2 separate regions of the Mus musculus genome follow, and region 2 is linked to region 1. A link is a loop called in an ENCODE intact Hi-C map of the cell type or tissue named here. Cell type or tissue: gastrocnemius. All regions are shown on one strand. Links, peaks and the distances in the headings refer to the core of each region. The heading gives the core; the rest is flanking DNA.

Region 1 (7,891 bases), core at 1,747-5,746:
AAAAAGCGATTAAAAAAACAACCACTCAGGTTCTGCCTTTAAAGACCCCATACATGGAGGGAAGGGGAAGGGCACGTGCACCATTCTCCAACCAGTGGTCAGACTTGGGGGTTGGTCATCATTTTAGAGGGAAACTGAGGCCCTGGGAGGACTCAAAGGAGGAGAACTCGGAGGAGGAAACATGCGGGGATCATAGGGTCACCCTGTGATGGAGGCTGGGCCTGGCTGTGTGGCCCTCGGACCTGTCCCGCTGCCCAAGGACACTGGACCTTGGTTGTGGGGGCATCTCAGCACCTGATATTTTTCCATGGTATCTCGTGGAGACACTGCCTCACTGTCCTACTACCGGGCAAAGCCCTCGAGCCAGGCCGGTAGTCGAACCCTCGTTTGAGCATGCTCGGTAGTGACTGCTCCGTGTGCCCACCCCACCTCCTCAGCCCCTCCACCTGCCTTCCATAACCCTCAACCCGGGGCGTGTCTGCTTAGCACTTTGGCTCGTACATGGCATACTCGTACTATGCCCCTTAAAGAAGCCACAGAGAATAGGGAGCCGTGTTTCGGACGAAGGGCAGGGCCCCGGTGTGTTGGGTAGGGTGGAGGGCGGGGCAGAGACTGACGACGCGGCAGGCGGGGCCGCAAGTACTACGGGCGGGAGACACAGGTGGCAGGAAGTCTACCAGCACGGTGGGCGGGACCTGCTGCTTGGTGAGGGTGGAAAGTGGTCAGCGCTTCGGGTTCTAGAGGCTGAAGGGCTAGGGGTGGTCCGTAGGGGCTGGAGGGGCGGGGCCTGGGGTGTGGGGGCGGGGTCTACCTGTGAAGGGCGCGCGGCGGAGGCGGGGCCTGTTCGTGAAGGGCGGTGCGCCGGCGCCAGGCTCCTCGAGCGTGGCGGGCGGGGCCTGGAGCGTGAGGGCGCGCGGCAGGCGGGGCGGGGCGCGGCGGGAGGCGCGGTCCCTTTAAGGCTTGGCCTACGTGGCAGCCGCTAGAGCAGCCGCGGCTCAGCGAGGCCGGCCGCCGGGTACTTCCTGTGGAGGCCGCAGCAGGCGCGAGCGCCCAGGACCTGCCAGCTGAGCCTTCCGCCGCCGCCATGGGACAGAACGACCTGATGGGCACGGCCGAGGACTTCGCCGACCAGGTGCGGCCTGCCCCACAGCCCGCTGGCCGTCACGGCCCCACGGACGCCCGTCCTCGCCGTCCTGCCTAGCTCTACGGAGAAATCCGAGGGGAGGCTGGGCGGGGGGTTGGGGGTGGCGGCCAGGGAGGCTCCCGGGGCCCGCGGTGCTGCTCTGTGCCCTCTGCCCTCTGAACCGCGGCGGCTCCTTGGGGACCTCTGGGGAAGGGGGTACTCTGTGCGCCCCGCTGCGTGGCCCCTCCGCCCTTGTCCAGGACCGTCCTGGCCCTTCCTTCTTTGCGTGGACTCTGCTCCGGTTGCCCGATCTGGGTCCACGCTGCCGAAGGAGAGGAGCCTGCCCCTTGGCTCGCCTTCCCAAGTGTACAGGTGGCTTGTGAACCGCAGGGAAGGCCTGGGATGAGTCTGGGCCCGAGCGACTAGCTGGGCAGGGTTAGAGCCGGAGAGAGGCGCAGGTGGCACCACTTTTTACAATTAAGTTCGACGGATGGGGTGGGAGTTGTGTGAGTGTGAGGCTTTGACTTCTGAAATTGTCCCGTTAGATCTGCGAAGTCATAATATAACCTGAACTAGCCCTGGAGGCTGAATGGTGCCGGGGCCCACCCGCCAGCCAGTTTTGGTTCACTTAGTGTGTTCGTGGCTGTCGGTGATACGAGGAGGCATTTTTTGGCCTAGAGTACTCGAAGGTTGGGTGTGTGTGACCATCTTCAAATGAGCTTCTCTACCCCTCCTTTTGAGGGGTGTCACCTCCCCATGTTCACCTTCAGTTCTGTTGAACCATTTTCCTGTGAGCTGATCTTTTTAAAGGCATTTCTACCCCTTTTGGAAAAGTTTCTAATGCCACGATTTTGCATTAAATACATAATTTTAAAATTGTATGGACCAAGGTCTTCCTCTTGTGATGGGTTTCGTTGACATAATTCTCAGTGACCCAGTTTTATCTTCCTGAGTAGCAGCTCTCTAAGAAGATGGCTTCATAGCCAAGTTTGTGAGCGGCTCACCTCAGGATCTTCAGCTGGAAAACCCACCATTTTGCAAGTGGATTTCACAACCCAGATCAGATGAATTATCTCCAAGAAGCTGCCAACTATCTAATGATAGATTTCAACTGGAGAAAGAGTTCATCTTTTATGAAGTCCTCCATGTACTTTGTTTTGATTTAAATGAAAGAAGCCAAATCTTGGGACTGGACAGGCTTTTGTGGGGAATACAGTAGCCACTCCCACTAAGTAACTGGCTTGGGCTCCTGGACTTGCCAGTGTCCACCACCCAGGAGGAAACCCTGGGTCTCCTACTGCTTGGTGTCCAGGGCATCTCAGGTCTGGAGTTAGATTTCAGCTACACATCAGTGGAAAGATGCCCGTACTGTAGATGGCCTGCTGCTTAAAACCAAAATTCCCAATGAAGGTTCCTTCTTAAGGGATTAGCCTCAGAGTCCACCTGGAAGTTAGCAGAGGATACCACAGGAGCTTCTGAGATGTGACTCCTGCTCTTCTGATCCAGTGTCAGGCATCAGGGAGCCTTCCAGTGGCCTCAGTGTGACCAGTCCTGGGAGCTTTTGTGTTGGATATTCATCTGCACCCTTGAAAACAAATTTGTCAATGAGGAAGGTGCTGATAGTCCAACGTTCTAAGTGAAAGGATCTAATGTGTTGGAAAGTGGAGTGTTACTCTAAGGTGTTGTCAGATAGTATCACAGATCCATGTCTTTAGAAAACAGAAGTAGAACTGAGTTTGCAAATCAGATTTGCCTGGAAAGTCGGGCTTCTCATATGAGACCTGGAAAAGTGTTTCTGATGCTGATGAGAACACTGAGCTGTTAACTGGACACCTACCTTCCTGTGAGGCTGGCCATCAAGGCTCCATCTTCCCAGGGCTACAGAGAAGTTTGTCATGATCTGCACAGTCCTGGGCTTGTTACTCAGATCCAGCATTCCCCCCATGTTGGTGCTGTTGGATATATCCTGCTGGGATCCTGCTGGCAGGTTCCAGTGAGCTACATCTCTGACCTGGCATCAAGCTCCGTGCCCTTGGGCAGTCAAGGATGAGGTCCTTTTGCTCCCAGGAACCCAGGCTCTGAAGAAAGTGCTGATATACAGGAAGTAGACCTTCGAAGCCATCAGAAACCAAGTGGGAAAGAGCCAGGAACTCAAAGTCATGCCTATGTCCTGTGGCTGCTACTTAATTCAAGCTAAACAGATTGCAGAGTAGCTTCCAAGTGAATTCACATCAGGAACCAGGAACATTAGGGCTTAATGGATTCTGCCTGATGGCTGTTACCAGGGTGACAGGAAGGCTGCAGGGGGCCTTACTTTGGTGTGCTGTCCTGGCAGAACTACTGGCAGTGGTGGTGCAAGGCTTTACTCTTAGCACTTGCGAGGCAGGTGTATTTCTGAGTTCAAGGCCAGCCTGGTCTAGAGTACGTTCCAGGACAGCCAGGCCACACAGAACAATACTGTTTGGAAAAACCAAGAGAAAAGAAGAGTGGCAGAAGTAGACCCAGGAGTGATGAGGCCTTTGTGGAAGTAGTGCCAGAGTGGGCTTGATGTGGCCTGGGTAGGGCCTGTTGTCCTGGGGCCCTGAGCCTTCCCTTCTTCAGTGCTTTGTCATCTTGTACCTCTACCTTAAGGATTGGGAAGCTGACTCACTTCTCTGCTTGCTAGTCTTGACTGGAGGTTGGACAGTGCCCCCTTCTGGAAAAGTGAGGTAGAGACACTGGAGACTGGTTAGTATCTGTACGATGAGGGCTAGTCCTCACAGACTGTGGCTTCTATTCAGTACTTGAGTTTTAGAAAAGGAAGGGTAGTCTTGCAGGTCTTACACCCATGATGCATTGGAGACCTATCCAAGGTGTTTGATACATACTTGCTGAGGGTTCTAGAGTCAGATTAGCCACCACAGTGTTGAGCAGACCCTGCCTGCCTGTTGCTGCTCTCAATTCCTGAGCTGTGGTTCTTTGAACAGGGTCCACCAGTCAGAAAATCTAACCTGCCATTTTCTTAGACTAAGCTACCATGGATCCATTTTTGTCCTGAACACAAAGAGGTGGTTGGTATTTTCTACTCTGCATGTTGGTAGCAGCATTCCTTGTGTGACCCTTACTTGTTTCATGGGTGCTATCTCAGGACAGATAGGATTATATCTTAAATCCCCTCAGACCTTGGAGATGATAACCCTTTGAGATAAACTTGAGCCTTCCTCATTCTGCCCACATGTTTGTATGTGTATCACTTGCATACCTGATGCCCAGAGATGCCAGAAGAGGGCATCAGATCCCAGGAATTGGAGTTCCAGATGATTGTGAGCTAAAATATGGGTCCTGGGAACCAAACTTGGGTCCTCTGAGCTCTTCACTGCTGAGCCATTTCTTTAGCCCCTCTTCTCATTTCTTAATGCTACCGGGATGCTTCACTGCCTATCATGAGAAGCCTGTTTTGTTTTTTTGTTTTTTGTTTTTGTTTTTTTCTTTTCGAGACAGGGTTTCTCTGTATAGCCCTGGCTGTCCTGGAACTCACTTTGTAGACCAGGCTGGCCTCGAACTAGAAATCCGCCTGCCTCTGCCTCCTGAGTGCTGGGATTAAAGGTGTGTGCCACCACGCCCGGCTGTGAAGCCTGTTTTTCAATGGCTTGACTTGACTGACTTTCCCACAAGCTTTCCTCAGTAGCATCCACCACTGGTTTTTCCAGGCTCTGCAATGAGAACCAAGGTTATGGAATTTCTGGTATTCACGGCCAGCGTGAGCCAGGTCATGGGCAGTGGCCTGCAAGTACAGAGTGGATGTGGCTGTAGGAACCCTTTGCAGTGGCGTGATGTGAGCCAGGAGCTGTGACCAAGATGCTTGTGAAGGATTTGTCGTTGTTGTTAAACTTGCCTTTTTTCCTGTGTTGAGATGCCGATCAAAGGCTGTTGACTGGTGCCCTGTGCCCACTTGATAGATTCTTGTCTTTGGAAGGCAGAGCCCAGCAGATGTGCTTAGTGCAGCATATACTGCACTGCATCAGTCTTGCAGCCTTGCTAGTGTGGAAGGGAGGGAGGTAGGTGTGACTTGTCTCTCCCTCCATTACTGTTTTCTACTCTTTAATCCTCTTGACCCAGACACTCCAATTAAGAGTAGCAGACTTGTCGGGATGTTTTAACTACATCTAGTGGATTGTGCTACGTTGTGTTTGTAGCAATTGAGCATCTATGGTGAGGTTCTTGAGGGAGGAGCAGACTGCAGCAAGGCTGGGCAGGTCTGTTCATCCAGTGGGTGAAGCCCCAGTGTAATTGTGTTGGGAACAGTTCTCATTTGGAAGCAAGTCAGAACGTCTCCAGTGTCTGTGGCTGCTTGACAGTCCACACCCTCCTGTGGTCTGCACTGCTTAGTTTGGGTACTTGACAATATGAGGGCCATTTCTTGGGAGTGCTCTGAGATCCATGGTGGTGTTCTTTACTCTCATAGATTATTGGTGATTACGTCACTGCTGGCTATTTCTAGGACATTAGGACCATGAAGTAGAAACTGGGATGGTGAGTGGTGTCACTTGTTCCCCCAGCTAACAGAATGTTGTTGTATGTGTATTTTCTACCAGGGCCCTAAAACATAAGCATATTTGGACTCTTTTTTCCTTTCGTGTTTATTGTGAGATTGGGTCTCTATGCTGCTAAACATTGTCTTGAAATATTAGGTTCAAGTGAACTTCCTGCCTCAGCCTCCCAAGAAGCTGACATCACAAGCATTGTGTCATCATGCCCCTTTTTCTTGTTTTCTTTTTTTATTACAGATTTTTTTGACTCTGCAAGTTAGGAAGGACTCTTAGCAGCCAGTAATTGCATGGTCTTTACTTGTTGGAGGGTAGCAACCTCTCCCACCCCTAAAAGTAACTGGATCACCATGCCTTGAGCCCATTGCTGGCTGGGGTTAGACAAGGACGGACAGGGTGAAGACGTGTGGCCTGAGTGCCTGTGCTCTGACTTCAGAGCTGCTGGCTAGTCTCTGTGATGATGTCAGTGTGGCTTGTGCCATCTCTTCAGTAGGGCTGAGTAAGCACATGCAGATACACACCAGGGCTGTGTCTGAGGATTTGGGCTTCAGTGTTATGACTTCCTGTTCCCTGCCCCAGATTGAGCCTGTCTGCATTGCCAACCAAGCCAAGCCTGGACACCCCTCCGTGGGATGCCCAGGTGCTTTGCAGCTGAGATGGTAGTTTTAGCAGTGGCTTGGGTTTTGAAGTAGCTTGTAACATGCTGAGAGTTTGGGTATACCCCTTACATACATCCTCACCTAGTCCAACAGGAGGTTTAGTCAGCCTTGGGAAGGCCTGCACAGCTCATGTTCTCCCCGCTGCCCTGGTGGGGTCAGACTCTGCACTTTAGACTCTTCTTGACACGTCAGTCCATGGGCAGCTCTTTGTTCTTTCTTCTAGGCCTCCATGATATCTTTCACCTTGCTGCTCAGCTCTTAAGGGTGGTATGAGAAAAGTATGGAGTCCACCTGCATGTCATTTGCACCTAGCTTCAGTAGGGTGTGCCGGTCTAATGAAACCATCAACTGCCATCTGCACAGGGACAGAAGGGAGCTGTAGATGTACAGAACTGTCCTTTGCTGGCGATTGGCACACTTGAGTTTCACTGCAGTCATTGTTGATCTCTCATATTTTTACCTTGCTTTAGATCATACAGACTGTGAGAACATCTCAGTGCTTTCTTTCCAGCCCATAGCACAGCTGTTTGTCTGTACCACAGTTACCCCATAGGACATTAAACTTTCCAGAGAGATTTTGATGGTGTGGGAAAGGGTAGAAAAATAGAGGGATTTATTTTTCTGCCACAGTTGGAAATGCTGCTTGTGGCATCTCAAAGGTAGGGGTTAGGGGTGTTCTGCTGATGCTCTCCACCAGTGCTGAGGATGGCTCTGGATGGGAGGGGGCTGAGGTGTGAGAATTTCTAGACTGGAGATATCCTGAGAGCCTTTCAGATGGTTTCTGTGTCTCCCACTTGTTAGTGTGCCCCACATTTGTCTTGGGAACTGTGTGTCTTGTGGTTTTTCTCCTTTGATAGCTTTGGAGGGTGGAACAAACCTGGTAGATAGTATTAGACATTGCCTATGGTCCTGTGCCAGATGTGTGTGACGCTGTCTTTGTCTCTGGGACTAAGTGTTGATCATCATGTGTCTAGACTTACGATGGGAGCATCTAAAGCAGGTGTTGAGTCCTGCAGTCTGCCCTGGCAAGGCACTGGACCTGCTGAGGGCCTCTCTGTCTTCCAGAGAGCTGGCTTGTCTCCTCTGACCTGTTGTCATGATGAGGTTGCAGCCACCTCACCAGTGTGTTCTGTGGTCTTACAGTTCCTTCGAGTCACCAAGCAGTACCTGCCTCATGTGGCGCGCCTCTGCCTGATCAGCACCTTCCTGGAGGATGGCATCCGCATGTGGTTCCAGTGGAGTGAGCAGCGTGACTATATCGACACCACCTGGAGCTGTGGCTACCTGTTGGCCTCATCCTTCGTGTTCCTCAACCTGCTGGGACAATTGAGTAAGTGGCTCTCTAGCCTCTCTAGTATACTTCTGGAGCATCCTGTTCCCTTGACTGATACTCCCCATTCATTGTTGTTGGCCATTGAGAAGCTATGTGTGAACTTGAGGTCTGGGTACCCCTTCCTGGGCTGAAGGCTGATATGACAAACTTAAGAGCTTCTCAGCTGAGATTACAGCTCTGGGTGTTGAAATATGCCAGCCATGGTTTGGTTCTGAGCTTTTGGGTGGATGGTCCATACTCAGTTCCCTTG
Region 2 (7,891 bases), core at 1,617-5,616, 80 kb before region 1:
TAGTAAGTTTACGTTTGAGCTCAAGTCTAGCTACTTTCATACCTGGAGGATATAAAGGCTTAAGGCTCTGATGAGCTGCCCCTTGGTTCCAGGTTATTATCAAACCCTCTCAAGAAGTCAGGCCTGACAGCGAACATCTTTAATGTGTCCCCTCTGGGCCGGGGTGGGTCATTCTTTGGTGTACCTGTCCAGGCTGGGACTGTGGGTTATACAGGCTCATTTTCCTGGTTTCTCCATAGTTTTCTTTAGAACGCAAACTGGCCTTTCTTGGGGCTTCTCTTTCCTTATCTTTACCAGCATCTGTCGCTGTAAATCCTGATTTTGGTAGTCAATGTATATAAAGCACCACATATCTTAATATCCCTTTATCTGAAGACCATTTCTTATGCACGGCCACCTTCTGGTTTTTCTTTGTCAGCGGCTGTTTTCTCGGGAGGTGGCTTCCTCTTGCGTGCGTCTCTTTTCCTTGAGGAGTTGCTTGTGTTCTGGCCACTGCAAAACCCCTCAAAATAGCACTTTGTGTATCTAGGGGGTTTTCACCAAACAGACATTCTTAATTTTAATGTAGACAGCTGGCTTTTGTTAGGAAATTTTGTTTTGTTTTTAAGGGAAAATAGAAAAGAGCTTCCAGAGTGGGATGGGCTTTGGTGGAGAATCTCAGGCTTGATACTTTCGGATTTCTAACCTAGTTTAAGAAACTTTGATTTTCTTCTGTTAGCTCCATAGTTTTTTGTTCTTTTGTTTTTTGTCTTTTTTCCTCTCATATTGAGACCACCAGATGAGACTAGAGTTCTAACTGGTCTACTCTGGTGTAGGTAGACTGTTCTGAGCCCTCAAGCCTGGCTCTCACTGGTTGCTGCTGGGCTGGGCTGTGCTGACTAGTGTTACTTATAAAATGAGAAGTCTACTAAAGCTTCGTCTACTAAAACAAAACAAAAAACAACACGTTATATATAGTCTGATTTTCACAAAAGTATGTCAACTCCTTTTTTTTTCTGAGAATATATGCCAATCCTTTGACTTTTGTAACATTTAAAAAAAAAATCCATGATATAGTATGGCTTCCAGGTTTTTCAGCTCTTGTATGCCCATTAATGAGTCTGAATACACTAATATGTATCCAATCTCAACTGAATAAAGAGAGATATCTTTTCAAAGAAGAAGGAGAGAAGAAGAAGGAGGAGGAGGAGGAAGAGGAGGAAGAGGAGGAAGAGGAAGAGGAAGTAGTAGTAGGGCCTGGGGGGCTGGAGAGATGGCTCAGAGGTTTAAGAGCACTGACTGCTCTTCCAGAGGTCCTAAGTTCAATTCCCAGCAACCACATGGTGGCTCACAACCACTATGATGGGTTCTGATGCCCTCTTCTGGCGTGCCTGAAGACAGTGTACTCACATATATAAAATAAATAAATCTTTAAAAAATAAAAATTAAAAAATTAAAAAGTCAGGCCTGTTCCGACTTCAGTGGGAATCTTAGCCTATCAGTCTGCAGCCACCAGGTAAACTACTCAAAAATGTCTTCTAACTTGGTAAAGGCCACTCCGACTTATTTGGGGTTGTTCTTTATGCTTGCTTGGTGAGGGTGTTTGGTTTGGTTTTCCTTTGAGGCAGAGTCCTGCTCTATAGCTCAAGCTGACCTCAAACTATCTTGCTCTCTCTCTCTCAGCCTCCTGGGGACTTCCAAGCATGTTTCACTACGTCTGGCCACATCTTGAATTTGGGTCAGGACAGGGATGCCTCTTATGATACACCAGGGAAGATTCAAATGACAATCCCATCTAAAACATTAGCCACGTGACCCTGAACATGTTGCTTTCCTAATTCATTTTTCTCTCCTACACATGAGCAGGTTGTGCCCCAATACCTGAATAGCAGGACACCAAGAGGGGACAGTGTGTGTGCTCTTCTCCAGTGTGGAAGCCCAGCGAGGCCCCTCCCCTCTGACTGCACCTTCAGGTTACAGTCTGCCCCAGCCACCCAGGCTTCACCAAGAAGTCCCTCACCAGGAACTCTGGGAGCCTCTGAGGACATTGCTGAGAGCTGCCCATTCTGGCAGGACACAAGCTAAGGGAGGGCAGAGTGTTGGCCCTCTGAGGCTGCAATTAGCACCAACTTATTAAACTTGCAGCAGGCCTGGGTCACCGGATCCCTCCACTGGGCCTGGAATTCCACCATTTTCCACTTTCCTGTGTTACATTATCCAAATGGGAACTGATGCAGGAGAATGGACCAAATGAGTGGCACAGCTTCTATGTCACAAAGTCTCCTCTAATAAAGAACTCAACGCAGCACTCATTCACGCAGCAAAGCTTCCAGGGCCACAGAAGTGAAAGACTGTCGGCCCCCTGCCTGTGTGGAGCTAGGCCTGGTCTCACCTGAAAGGCCTGCACTCCTGTCCTCAGCATTCCATCTACAGAGCTACTCCACCATGCTGTCCTACAGAGCCACCTTTGGGAGGACCAGGTCGCAACTCAGACGAACAGGAGTCCTTTGACAACCAAGGACTCAAATACATCCACTCACTTGGGGTGCTAATAATGCTCATGTCTTCCATATAAAGGAGATGTCCCTATAATCCTTTCTTCCTCTGTCTACAGAGGTCTTTGGGACCAGAATAAATCCCTCCAATAAATAATAAGCCCCTTAGAATATCCTCCATTCCAAGAGAGGATAGCCCTATGTCAAAGTGACCGGCTAAGCCATAGCTCCTGCCAAACCCCTATTGAGTTTTTAAAGCAAATACACGATATCCTTCCCTCCTATGATATGCCAGTATTCAAAACCTTGATGTCCACCCCCCTGATCCCAATGATCAGGTTCAGGGAACAATTTAAGCTACGGCCACAGGTCTCCAGTAAGGTTTCACTGATAGCTTGGCTCGGCAGGAGGATTAGGGAGGCCTTCGGGAGTAGCACAGGTACCCACAGGAAGTATGGGACTGGGTGGGATTTCCAAAGTCAATCTAATCTAGAAATCACCTGGTCACTGACTGAATCACCATGACGGAGGGAGGATAGCCGCCTACAGGTCATGGTCAGGCCCTTCCTTGTCCCTCACCCCTTAATACCACCTTGAACTAGCTAACTGCACTGAAGAGGATTTGATCAACCTCAGCAGACTTCTTCCAGAGCTGCCTTACCAGGGCAGCACATACCTAACTCTACCCTATCCATCTGACTAGCAAGATCGTCTGGACAGATGGGGCTCCAAGGTATTCCTCCAGACAGGAAAACGGATGAGTCTTCCCCTACCCACACAGTTCCTGCTCTGGTACCAGGTAGGCAATGGATCCTCGGGCCTTCCCAGCACTCACCTGGACTTCTAGGAATTCACAATGAAAGGGACACCCAGGATTTAGCAAACACACTGTTTGGAAGGCCAGCAACATAGCTGCACTGAAGAGGCGGACCTGCCTTCCTCTTTACAAGAGCAGAGAAAGCTTGCTGGTGTGGAGGATACTAGGCCGACGAGAAGCATTAGGAGAGTGTGGACAGTAGGAACCCGAGGAGAACTCCGATCACTGCCCAGCCACCCTGAGGGGCCACTCTTCTCCTGGCACCATCTGACCCCCAAGCAAACTTCCCAGCCTGTGGAGAGCTGCCCCCCATTTATGAACAAGTTTTGTCCAAAGGCTGGGAACTTGGCAGTCCCACCCCAGCCCAGGTAAGCATCACCAGGCCGAGGCAGGGCCGGGAAGGGGCAGACGCGCGTCCTCTGTGAGTCTCATTTCCTCTGATCAGGGCCGCAACAACTGGGCAGTAAGCCATCGAGTTCCGGCGGTGGACTGCAGGCCTGAGGCCGGGAGCCATGGCAACCCCGGGGACGCCCGCTCCCTGGACCCGATACTCACACACCGCTCCTAGCACTCCCGCCAGGCGGCACAGCCAGCGGTACCACCAAGTCATGCCCTCTTCCTGTGCCGGCGGGGCTGGGCCCGCGGCCGCTCCGGCGGCGCCCGAGCCGCTCATGCTAAACGCTGCGCGCAGCCCCAGGCGCGCACAAAGAGACGTGTCCACCCGCGCGCGGCCTTGTGGGAGAGGTGGTGATTAGCATAGGGGCGGGCCCGCAGGCCATAGCCGGGGGGCGGGGGGAGGGCGGGAGGAAATGGAGTATAGCATAAGGGGCGTGTTTACAGACTGTCAGACGCCCTTTGCCACCCAGCAGGTGCGCTGGATCCGGTCTGGCCTTTCCTCTTTGCAAGATTGGAAGACGTCATCCAGAAGTGGCAAAGGCCTTGTTCAGACCTCCAAGGAACTCCGCCTTGCAGTAGAATGAGCTTTCGAGCTAGGCTTGTAATGGGCGGCAGGTTATGGGAGGAAAACTCCAGTCTGGTATCCTGTATCCTTTATTAACCACTGGGGGCTGGGACTGTTTTTCTGATCTCCACCTCCCAGTCCCAGCCCTTCTGCACCTGGAAAAGGTCACTAAAAGAGGTTCCCTAAGGCTAGCAGGCATTAGAACTTCTAAAGAGGCTAAAGTTGCATACTCCCCGGCTGTTGGAGAGAAACCTAGGACAGAGCCAGGCTGTCGTCCTGTTCCGATGTCCTAGGTGAGATGGTCCAATACTCGCCCTGGAGACTGGCATGTGCCTCCAGGAAGCCAGGGCTAAACTCCAGTTCAGCCTCGCTGCCTTCGGACTCCCAGTAGAGCACCTGCTGCCCCCAAAATGTTGTGGTCCTCAGACTGTGGATGTCCCTGATCTGTGGAGAAGCAAGTAGCCAGAACAGGCCATGAGTGATCATTATTTATAAACTCCTGGCTACTCAGAGTCATTTTTGTTTCTTAAAGGAGCCCACATGAGGGACACTCGGTTCTACCCAAGAAACTCCCCAGAACACACAACCAGGTACAAGAGCTAGGATCCTGCTCAAGACTAAGTCTGAGGTGCTCTGGTGCCTTGTAGAGCATACTGAATCGCAACCCTACCTATGCTCTTCTGAAAACAAACAAAACACCAGACACAAACACGATGCTTCCACGCTGGGTCAACAGGCAATGGACTCCCAGGGAAGGCCTTCTCTCTTCCTTCTTGTGGGTAGAGCCACAAGCATTCCCTGGTGAGTGAGTGAGTGGCAGAAACCCTCCTTCCCATTCTTTCCAATAATTTTGAAGTTTTGGATGAAAAATAAGCTAAAAGTGTTCCCTAATGCCAACACTCCCTCCCTCCTTCCTAGAGACAGCTCTCCAGAATCGTATCAAAAGATTACCCCCTTTTTGTCCCCATCCTCGTGGCCTCACCGAGACATAGTTGGCATTGGTCCCCTCAGAAGCAGTGCCCATATCACTGGCCAGGGCGCGGATGGCAATGCGGGCCTGTGGAGCCACACTGATGAAGACCCTGCAGGTCCCTGCCTTCCTCCCGTCTGGGCTCAGTGAGGGACTCACAATTTCACCCCGAGGTCCAAAGAGCTGCCTGTCACATTCTGCAGGCAAGAACAATGATAGGCTGGGTGAGGGCCACCTCAGGGAGACTACTGACACCAGGGGGTTCCCTGACTGCCTCTCCCGTCCCTCTGGTGGGCCTTTACTCTGTCCACTTCTAATAGACTAGCTTCAGGCAGTGATCTGAAAGGGGCAGGCAGTGGTGGCTCAGCAGAAGTGTTTTGTACAAGGCAGACAACTTAAGTCTGATTCCTAGGATCCCCATGGCAGGAAAGAACCTCTATCACTGACCCTCAGCCCCGTCCCCACAAACACACACCCTAACTTCGACGAGGGCGGAAAAGCTTTTGGTTCTTGCCACACAAGCCTGATTGCCTGAGTTCAATCCCAAGAACCCGTGTAAAGATAAAAGAAGAAAATTGGCTCCGTGGTGGAGTTGCCCTCTGTCCGCCACACCCACATCGTGCCATGTGCATGCCCACACATGTACATCGTAATTCCTAATATTTAAAGGGACTGAGAGGTGTTGGTGCCCTCTGTGGGGAGAAGGCAACAGTGGCATGCTTTGGGCTGGGCACCTTAAAAGAGAAGTCAATAAACTGGGCTACACAGTACTTAAAACGCTGAACTGGCTAAGAAGTTGAGTTTGACTGTGCTGTCCAGTGACGTCATCAGTGGGAACCCCGCTGCACCTAAGCCTCTCTTTCGAGGCAGATCGTCTGCATGTGAGAAGTGAGAAGGAAGGAGGAGGAAGCCAGTGGGCTCCCGGATGGGACCTTGCTGCCAACACAGCTCATGGCTGGAGGTGGCAGGGGAAAGGGTGATAACATGAAGCCTCTCCTTTGCAGAGGCAACACCCCAGTTGTAGTGTTTTTCACGTGAGACCTGGGCCATGCAAAAATGTCTGGAGTTGTCGAGGTAAGACATCTTCAATCATCTTGTTTTTACATCAAAACCCTGAGGTGATCAAGAGGGCTGATACTGTTTGGATTCTGGGTAAAGCAGTGTACGGCTGGTTTTGTGTCAACTTGACACAGCTGGAGTTATCACAGAGAAAGGAGCTTCAGTTGGGGAAATGCCTCCATGAGATCCCGCTGCAAGGCATTTTCTTAATTAGTGATCAAGGTGGGAGGGCCCCTTGTGGGTGGTGCCATCTCTGGGCTGGTAGTCTTGGGTTCTATAAGAGAGCAGGCTGAGCAAGCCAGGGGAAGCAAGCCAGTAAAGAACATTCCTCCATGGCCTCTGCATCAGCTCCTGCTTTCTGACCTGCTTGAGTTCCAGTCCTGACATCCTTTGGTGATCAACAGCAAAGTGGATGTGTAAGCTGAATAAACCTTTTCCTCCCCAATTTGCTTCATGGTCATGATGTTTGTGCAGGAATAGAAACCCTGACTAAGACAAGCAGGAATCCACGAGATGTTCTCTCTCTGGGGAATATATAGTGTAAGCATCTTCCCTGTGGGTGCTAGCATACACATACAAGTCACAAGAAGAAGGCTGAGGAAAAGCGGCTTACAAGCCTGAGAGGACCTTGAAAGAACTGAGGTCCAGGGTCAAGGGTATGAGGCAGTGAGTGGCCTGAGGAATGGGACAAGTACAGGGACCGTATCTACAACCCATCTGGTTCATGGCCACAGAGGAACTCCATTCTGACCATGTGGAAGACATTGCCTGCTCCCAGTTTCCACTGGGACCAGCTCTCTCCTGCCCTGTCCATAGCAACATAGGCACACCCACAAAGTGAGAAGGGAGGGAGGCCCAGGCACCTGACATACCTTTGTAGAAGGTCCCCGGGGCAGGTTGACTCCAGTACCGTAGCAGCACTCCACCCCCTGGCAGCACACGATGCTGCTTCACCACCACTGTGTTGGTTTTGGTGCTGAAAGTCATGCCAGGCATCTTCCTGCATGTCTTCCTCCATGTGAACCTACCCCAGAGCAGCAGTTGCTCCCCTAGGAAGGGCAGGCAGTGAGGAAACAGCAACCCCCCGCTCCACACTTCACGTTGGCAGCAGCTGCTCAGGGCTGAGTTCCAATTACCACTCTCCCTCTTACTGGCTAATGTGACAAAGTAGGAGGCACGTCACCAGAGCTCTCATCCCCCCCAGTTCTCTATCTTAGAAATGGATATCGCCACACTCCAGTCATGAGAAGTAGGAGTGTAGCAGGGGCATCCTGCCAGAAGTGGGGTACACTGGAGTTGTGTGCCAGAGCCCCAGCTCAGCAGTTGCCCACATGACTGCAGATGTACCTGCACTACACTTGAGGGAGCTCTCAAGGATTTGTAGGGTCACCACTTCACCTAGAGGTCTCCCAATGGCCACCACACAGTCTAGCCGTCCTTGATCTCGCATGTGAATGGTTCCTGTGGGCTCCAGGTACTGCCTTCCACAGGCACCTACAGAGGAGGAAAGGGGTGAGGTGGCCAGAACAGAGTAAGTAGGCCTGGAAACTGGAGCTGGCAGGGCCTGAGAAGGGGGCTGTATGTCACAGCAATAGTCACCAGCCAAGACA

The links. Hi-C counts contacts between places; a loop is a spot of excess contacts. Peaks named below come from ENCODE experiments on the same cell type or tissue, not always from the same donor. Only the 100,000 strongest peaks of a DNase experiment are listed, where the experiment ranks them.
Region 2: a loop joins it to region 1, with 2.0 times the contacts of the local background. A loop is called at or near these places in 17 of 42 quality-filtered maps.

Annotation. Positions count from the first base shown.
Region 1 is chr2:26,926,516-26,934,406 of GRCm38, reverse strand. It overlaps Surf4 (surfeit gene 4), which reads left to right and starts at 896. Exons shown (of 6, transcript NM_011512.3): 1 at 896-1,132; 2 at 7,452-7,638. The coding sequence starts at 1,085. It overlaps Gm36591 (a long non-coding RNA gene), which reads left to right and starts at 1,139. Exons shown (of 2, transcript XR_374179.1): 1 at 1,139-3,850; 2 at 5,568-6,159. It overlaps Stkld1 (serine/threonine kinase-like domain containing 1), which reads right to left and starts at 351. Exons shown (of 19, transcript NM_001379463.1): 1 at 295-351. The coding sequence starts at 309. In gastrocnemius, for the core only: a CTCF peak has its summit at 3,835 (motif pointing left); a DNase peak (open chromatin) is centred at 3,820; H3K4me3 peaks cover 1,852 bases; H3K27ac peaks cover 1,661 bases.
Region 2 is chr2:27,006,061-27,013,951 of GRCm38, reverse strand. Adamts13 (a disintegrin-like and metallopeptidase (reprolysin type) with thrombospondin type 1 motif, 13) reads right to left here. Exons shown (of 29, transcript NM_001001322.2): 26 at 7,629-7,775; 27 at 7,154-7,330; 28 at 5,235-5,419; 29 at 4,327-4,696. The coding sequence ends at 4,505. Cacfd1 (calcium channel flower domain containing 1) reads right to left here and starts at 4,026. Exons shown (of 6, transcript NM_029862.4): 1 at 3,847-4,026. The coding sequence starts at 3,964. In gastrocnemius, for the core only: a CTCF peak has its summit at 3,851; DNase peaks (open chromatin) are centred at 3,808 and 4,034; H3K4me3 peaks cover 2,020 bases; H3K27ac peaks cover 2,159 bases.